Regions from separate parts of the Homo sapiens genome. Here region 2 is linked to region 1. A link is a contact called in ENCODE Hi-C or POLR2A ChIA-PET data. All regions are on one chromosome and are shown on one strand. Each heading gives the region's core, a stretch centred on a gene start or an enhancer-like site at or near the end of the contact. The rest is flanking DNA. Distances are from core to core; before and after follow the strand shown.

What was found. Hi-C counts contacts between places; a loop is a spot of excess contacts on that map. ChIA-PET counts read pairs that join two places held with the same protein, here RNA polymerase II (POLR2A). Pooled maps may share reads with other maps.
Region 2: a loop to region 1 is called in a map of CD4-positive, alpha-beta T cell, with 2.9 times the contacts of the local background. The contact joins the promoter of IL31 here to the enhancer-like site in region 1. A Hi-C loop is called at or near these places in 1 of 168 maps with a recorded cell type or tissue (CD4-positive, alpha-beta T cell) and 2 of 50 pooled maps. POLR2A ChIA-PET finds 5 or more read pairs at or near these places in 2 of 52 experiments (OCI-LY7 and naive thymus-derived CD8-positive, alpha-beta T cell).

Annotation. Positions count from the first base shown.
Region 1 is chr12:121,718,078-121,722,150 of GRCh38, reverse strand. All of the region lies in intron 1 of TMEM120B (transmembrane protein 120B), which reads right to left. Among named protein-coding and RNA genes, the nearest start is that of TMEM120B, 7.4 kb to the right of the region's middle. Within about 2 kb of position 1,855, at least 5 of the 41 ENCODE cell types and tissues checked have a DNase peak (open chromatin) inside an H3K27ac peak, as active enhancers do.
Region 2 is chr12:122,171,594-122,175,514 of GRCh38, reverse strand. IL31 (interleukin 31) reads left to right here and starts at 1,294. Exons shown (of 3, transcript NM_001014336.2): 1 at 1,294-1,358; 2 at 1,523-1,671; 3 at 2,774-3,486. The coding sequence starts at 1,343. The coding sequence ends at 3,103. It also overlaps a transcript of LRRC43 not described here.

The sequences.
Region 1 (4,073 bases), core at 606-3,105:
TTCCAGCCTGGGCAACAGAGCGAGACTCTATCTCAAAAAAAAAAAAAAAAGGCCAGGTGTGGTGGCTCACGCCTATAATCCCAGCACTTTGAGAGGCCAAAGCGGGCGGATCACAAGGTCAAGAGATCGAGACCATCCTGGCCAACATGGTGAAACTCTACTAAAAATACAAAAATTAGCTGGGCATGGTGGCACATGCCTGTAGTCCCAGCTACTCAGGAGGCTGAGGCAGGAAAATCGCTTGAACCCGGGAGGCAGAGGTTGCAATGAGCTAAGATTGAGCCACTGCACTCCAGCCTGGGCGACAGAGCAAGACGCTGTCTCAAAAAAAAAAAAAAAAAAAAAAGTAGAACTGATTCCATTCAAAAAAAAAGGAGGGCCAGGGCTGAATGCAGTGGCTTATGCCTGTAATCCCAGCACTTTGGGAGGCTGGAGTGGGCGGATCACGAGGTTAGGAGTTCAAGACCAGCTTGGCCAACATGGTGAAACCCCATCTACTAAAAATACAAAAATTAGCTGGGCGTGGTGGTGCCTGCCTGCAATCCCAGCTACTCGGGAGACTGAGGCAGAAGAATTGCTTGAAACCAGAAGGCGGAGGTTGCAGTGAGCCAAGATGGCACCACTGCACTCCAGCCTGGGCAACAAGAGTGAAACTCTTGGTTGAAAAAAAAAAAGGAGGACCAGGCACTCATACCTATAGTCTCAGCACTTTGGGAGGCTGAGATGGGAGGAATGCTTGAGGCCAGAAGTTCAAGACCAGCCTGGGCAACATGACAAAACCCCATCTCTACAAAAATTACAAAACTTAGCCAAGTGTGGTGGTGTGTGCCTGTAGTCCCAGATACTCAGGAGGCTGAAGAGGGAGAATCACTTGAACCCAGGAAGTTGAAGCTGCAGTGATCCATGATGGGACCACTGCATTCCAGCCTGGGCGACAAAGTGAGACCCTCTCTTACAAAACAACAACAAAAAGGAGAACTGCTCACATGAGCTCTGTGAGCTGTCATGCCCAGAGCATCTTCCCTACTTGTCTAATTACCATCCTCCGCATGTAGAAGACACAAACAAGCAAGTTTCCTTTGGAAGATTCAGGGATCTCTGCCACCTCTGCTGTCCTCTGAGACCCAAGCTCTGCCCCAGTGGGAAGATGAGGTTAATGACTCCTGTTCCCAGTACAGATGTGAAACATCTGAAGACACCTCCTTAACACATCTTGGCTGTCGGAAGATCCAGGACTGGGGAGTCAACATGTGTTGCAGGAATTGCTAGAGGAATCTCACGGCATTTACAGACATGGTTCTGGCCCAGGAGCATCAGAAGTCGCTGGGCAGTCCAGTAGACTGCAATAGGGCCATACCGCCACTTAAGTGTGGTGCCTTAGAGCTGTGCCTCTTGCTGGTGGTAAACTTTCAAGAGATTCCTTTTTTTTTTCTTTTGAGACACAGTCTTACTCTGTCGCCCAGTCTGGAGTGCAGTGACACAATCATGGCTGCTCACCACAGCCTTCACCTCCCTGGGCTCAGGCGATCCTCCTCTCTCAACCACCCGAGTAGCTGAAACTACAGGCCTGTGCCACCATGCCTGGCTAATTTTTGTATTTTTTGTAGAGACAGGGGTTTTGCCATGTTGCCTAGGCTGGTCTCAAACTCCTGAGCTCAAATGACCTGCCTATCTTGGCCTCCCAAGGTGCTGGGATTACAGGCATGAGCCACTGTGCCTGGACAAGAGATTACTTTTATATAGCTCTAAGAAATCAACTTCAAATAGACTTTCAGACGCTGACTATACTTAACCAGGACTCATCACCATAGAAACACCACCAAGGATGACTTCGCCTAACGTGTATGCGTCCTGTGCGGGACAGATTCTGAGTCATGTGTCAGAATCCATGAACGGTATGTTACGGGAGCGGTAAGTGGGGGTCTGTGCGTGGGAGGCACGCATTTGGGTGGCATGAAAACACAATGGTTAAGTGATTTGATGCTGCCATCAAGTTGCCCGAGTTCAGATCCAGAGCCTGCCACTTATTAGCTGAGTTATGTAATCCCTCTGTGCCTCGGTGTCATCAGCTGTGAAAGAGCTAGGAGATGAGGTGCATGCAGCAGGCTAGGCACTGTCACAAAGATGTGACATCATCAAGAATGTAGTGTGGGCCGGGCAAGGTGGCTCATGCCTATAATCCCAGCACTCTGGGAGGCCGAGGTGGGCAGATCACCTGAGGTCAGGAGTTCGAGACCAGCTGGCCAACATGGTGAAACCCTGTCTCTACTAAAAATACAAAAATTAGCCAGGTGTGGTGGCATGTGCCTGTAGTCCTAGCTACAGCTACTCAGGAGGCTGAGGCAGGAGAATCACTTGAACCCGAGAGGCAGAGGTTGCAGTGAGCCGAGACAGAGCCATTGTACTCCAGCCTGGACAACAAGAGCAAAACTCCGTCTCAAAAAAAAAAGAATGCAGTGTGGCCTAACATGCAACTGTGAACCACCCCCTTAAACTACCCCCGTTAGCAATTTAAGCAGTGTCCAATCGATGCCACTGTTTCCCTTGAAGAAAAAAACATTTTTTGAGACAGGGTCTCACTCTGTCACCCAGGCTGGGGTGCAGTGGCAGGATCTCAGCTTACTGCAACCTCCACTTCCTGAACTTAGGTAATCCTCCCACTTCAGCCTCCCAAGTAGGTGGGACCATGGGTGCACGCCACCATGCCTAGCTAATTTTTGTGGTTTTTTGTAGAGTCAGGGTCTTACTACATTGCCCAGGCTGGTCTCAAACTCCTGGGCTCAAGCGATCTACCTGCCTCAGCCTCCTGTTGGGATTACAGGCATAGGCCACTACACCCAGCCAACAATTTCTATTAGCCCCCCAAAAGGTGCCTGTCCAGCATCCCTCTCTCTGTTTTTTTTTTTTAAACTACCAGCTTTTTGATTTTCCTTCATGGGACCATCCCTCCCCAACTCGTTTCATGTAGTGTGGTGGCACTGATCCCACTTTTAGGCTTCAGGAGCAGATATGTGACCGTGACCTGGCCAATCAGTGCCACAGTGACTGGTTAAGTAAGGCATAGTCACATGACCCAAGCTGGGCCAATGAGAGTCAGCCCTGGGACGCTTGCTGAAACCACAGGGGGAAAGGATGCTCTGTTTCTGCCAGAGCTGCTAAGCTGACAGATGTCAGCTGAGGGCCACCTGGCCATCTTTGCCACAACATGGGAGGGACTGCCTGAGAATAATGCTGACACAGAGGAGAGAGAGAGAGACATCCACACACAGACACAGACATCACCTGAGCTCCTGGATCCAGCCTTGCCTGAAGCCATTTGCCACTAGACTTGACTCAATAAACCCTCTTTTGGCTTAAAACCAGTCAGACTGGGTTTTTTTCATTTGCAACTAAGAGTCCTGATAGTGCATTGTGTGAAAGCACTATATAAATGAAAAGGGACCCAGCAAGTTCAAAACTTTTCTTCTAGAGCTAAGAGTCTCAGGATACTTTTGGAGCCCACGGTATTAGTATCTGAGTTATACAGCAGGCATGGGTTCGAATTCTGGCTCCATGACTTTCAAGTTACTCAGCATCTCTTAGCTTCAATCTCCTCATCTAAAAAACAGGGTTGTCATTCATTCATTCACTCATTCATTTATTTTTGAGACAGGATCTCACTCTGTCACCCAGGCTGGAGTACCCTGGCACGATCTTGGCTCACTGCAACCTCCGCCTTCTGGGTTCAAGCGATTCTTCAGCCTCAGCCTCCCAAGTAGCTGGGATTACAGGAGCGAGCGACCAATGCCCAGCTAAGGTTTTTTTTTGTTTTTTGTTTGTTTGTTTGTTTTATAGTGATGGGGTTTCACCATGTTGCCCAGGCTGGTCTTGAACACCTAAGCTCAAAGTGCTCTGCCCTCCTTAGCCTCCCAAAGTGCTGGGATTACAGGCATGGGCCACTGCGCCAGGCCATGGGTTGATATTTAGATTAAATGGGATAATCTGTGTTTCACGCAGTTAGCTATTATTGTTATTGTTGTTGTTATGATTATTATTATTGTCAGCCTTTGTTTTTAGATAAAGAAACTCAACCT
Region 2 (3,921 bases), core at 45-2,544, 450 kb before region 1:
AAAAAAAAGAAAGAAAAAGAAAGCTAATGAACTTAGAAATAGTTTCTAAGGCCAGAGTGGTGGCTCGCACCTGTAATCCCAGCACTTTGAGAGGCGGAGGCAGGTGGATCACAAGGTCAGGCGTTTGAGACCAGCCTGGCCAACATAGTGAACCCCGTCTCTACTAAAAATACAAAAATTAGCTGTGCGTGGTGGTGGGCGCCTGTAATCCCAGCCACTCAGGAGGCTGAGGCAAGAGAATTGCTTGAACCTGGGAAGTGGAGGTTGCAGTGAGCCGAGATTGCGCTACTGCACTCCAGCCCAGGCGACAGAGCAAGACTCTGTCTCAAAAAAAAAGAAAGAAAGAAAGAAAGAAAGAAAAGCAATAAAGTTTCTAGGCTGGCGCAGTGGCTCATGCCTGTAATTCCAGCACTTTGGGAAGCCGAGGCAGGCAGATCACCTGAGGTCAGGAGTTAGAGACCAGCTTGACCAACATGGCGAAACCCCATTTCTACTAAAAATACAAAAATTAGCTGGGCATGGTGGCACGTGCCTGTAGTCCCAGCTACTTGGGAGGCTGAGACTGAGGCATGAGAATTGCTTGAGCCCAGGAGACAGAGGTTGCAGTGATCACGCCACCGCACTCCAGCCTGGGTGACAGAGCAAGACTCCATCTCAAAAAAAAAAAAAAGAAAAAAGATATGAACAAGGATTTCAAGCAATAACTCTGGATCACAGTCTCTGGTTCTGGGCCCTGAGATTGCAGAGGCACGATGGAGAGTCCAGTGATGTCCAAGGCCACATGGAGTTGAGATGAAGCCTTCGACCCGCCACATTCACAGCAGTTATGGGGCCGTCCCTGCACACCGGCGTGGGCATATGCTGCAGAAATTTCCAGAGATACCGCATTCTGCACATCTCATGCCGGCTTCGCATTTCCTCCCCAGAAATTCCCTGTGGCCGCTGGCCTTGAACTCCTGGAAGTCACCCGCTCCTTGGTGGTATGGTCGTGTCTGTCAACCCTGGGCTTCAAAATTTTGTCTAGTCAAATCAACAGGCTCCTTCCAAGAAGAATGGCAAAGATGCATTCATGTGCCTTCTTGTGAAGTATGTGTGTGTCTGAGTCAGGCATCTGCCCACCTGGAGGGTAACCTCAGCATTTCCATTCAGCCCTTTCACTCAGCCGTGGCCAGTAGAACTTTTGAGTGTTTTCTGGAGAAAAGCTGAGTAAATGGTTTTGCCATGGGCGGGACGCTGACTGCTCTTTCTCCTCACCCTGGCCCTTTATATACCTCCAGGCAGCCATGGCGAACACATCTGGCTCCAGAAGCCCCCACTGAAGCTGGCCTTGCTCTCTCTCGCCATGGCCTCTCACTCAGGTATCACTGGTCCTGGTGCTTCCGGAGTCTTGGGCATCATCTTATCTCACCAGGAAGATTCTGGAAGCACTACCCCCAGGGTTGGCTCAGCAGGGCTGCAGGGATGGAGCCAGGGTGGGCAGGGGTGTGTGATGTATGCGCTCACGGCATCGTTCTCTCTCCAGGCCCCTCGACGTCTGTGCTCTTTCTGTTCTGCTGCCTGGGAGGCTGGCTGGCCTCCCACACGTTGCCCGTCCGTTTACTACGACCAAGTGATGATGTACAGAAAATAGTCGAGGAATTACAGTCCCTCTCGAAGATGCTTTTGAAAGATGTGAGTGTCCTAGAGATTTCTTTTCTAAACGATTTCTTAAAAATGCCTTCCATTGCCCTCCAAAGAGGCTCCTCTCTCCGGACCTGAAACCAGGGCTGTAGCTATGCCAGGAAGGGATGGGGGAAACTAGACAGGCAAAGATGGCTTTTTTTTTTTTTTTGAGACAGAGTCTTACTCTGTCACCCAGGCTGGAGTGCAGTGGTGCAATCTTGGCTCACTGCAACCTCTGCTTCCTGGGTTCAAGCGATTCTCCTGCCTCAGCCTCCCGAGTAGCTGGGACTACAGGCATGCGCCACCACGCCCAGCTAATTTTCATATTTTTAGTAGAGACAGAGTTTCTCCACGTTGGCCAGGCTGGTCTTGAACTCCTGACCTCAAGTGATCCGCCTGCCTTGGCCTCCCAAAGTGCTGGGATTACAGGCGTGAGCCACTGTGCCCAGCCAAGATAGCTTTGATCAAACAAACAAATGCCCAAACTTGGAAACAATTCATAAAATTGGCATTACTCTTCTCATCTGCCTTGGTATTTAGACCTTAGCCTTGGCTTTTATAAAAGGCAGAGGTTGTTACCAACCCAAGATGACTGGGCAGTTCAGGTTGATGAGGTGCTGCTGGCAATTTGGTCTGACTCTAGTTAGTACTTAGAAAGAGGAAGGGAGGGAGTGGTCCGGACTCCTTGGTTTGTTGGGGAAAACTCTCGCCTGCATCTCGGAGGCCTTTCCGGACAAGCCTAACACTCTCCTTTATAAGTGGAGCGTGCGTGGCTTTAACACAGAGTCCCAAAGGGCGGGGAGCTGCCATGGAAGGCCAGATGTGCTGCAATTCCCACCACCCTGAGCACGTGAGAGTGGGTTCTGGAAGGCTGGGAGGCCTCAGCTGGATGGATCAGTGGTTCTGAGCACAGGCTTCAGGACTGCAGCCACCTAAGCTCTAGTTTCATCTGGAAATGGGGTTGGTGATGGCACAGCCTCATAGGGTTGTGACATTGATCAGATAAATATATCAACGAGGCGGGTTACGGAGGAAGCATGCAAACATTCACTGTTAAGACTTGCAGCTGTCATTGCAAACCCAACACTGACCATTTCTCCTCATTCCACAGGTGGAGGAAGAGAAGGGCGTGCTCGTGTCCCAGAATTACACGCTGCCGTGTCTCAGCCCTGACGCCCAGCCGCCAAACAACATCCACAGCCCAGCCATCCGGGCATATCTCAAGACAATCAGACAGCTAGACAACAAATCTGTTATTGATGAGATCATAGAGCACCTCGACAAACTCATATTTCAAGATGCACCAGAAACAAACATTTCTGTGCCAACAGACACCCATGAATGTAAACGCTTCATCCTGACTATTTCTCAACAGTTTTCAGAGTGCATGGACCTCGCACTAAAATCATTGACCTCTGGAGCCCAACAGGCCACCACTTAAGGCCATCTCTTCCTTTCGGATTGGCAGGAACTTAAGGAGCCTTAAAAAGATGACCGACAGCTAAGTGTGGGAACTCTGCCGTGATTCCTTAAGTACATTTTTCCAATGAATAATCTCAGGGACCCCTCATATGGGCTAGTCCCGGGAGGGCTGAGATGTGAATTTGTGAATTACCTTGAAAAACATTAGGTTATTGTTATTAGTCTTGGTATTTATGGAATGCTTTTCTTCTGCAGGCTTAAGTCTTACTTATTATACCCTCGTGAGGGTGGGAGGTGGCAGCTATGTTAATTTATTGATATTTATTGTACTAAGAGTTGTCAATGCTCCCTGGGGGAGCCCTCGGAATCTATTTAATAAATTATATTGAATTTTTCTCATAATCTGTGACACATTTTGTGAGGGGCTTGACATTGGCAAATGGGACTCCAAGCTGGGTAGAGTTGTGGCAGAGGGCAGATGGACATGCTCTAGAAAGAGGTATCGCTTCTACCACTGTCATTTCTTCCCACTGGACGGGCTCAATAAAAAATAATGACCCTGAGCCAGGCACTGTGGCTCACACCTGCAATCCCAGCACTTTGGGAGATAAAGGCAGGAGGATCACTTGAGCCCAGGAGTTCCAGACCAGCCTGGGCAACATAGTGAGACCCCATCTCTATTTAAAAAAAAGAAAGAGAAAAGAAATAATGACCCTGGTGGTACACGGTGGCTAGTTTCGTCTGGAAATGGCGATGGTGATGGCCACAGCCTCATAGGGTTGTAACACAGATCAGATATCCCAGCACTTTGGGAAGCTAAGGCTGGAGGACTGCTTG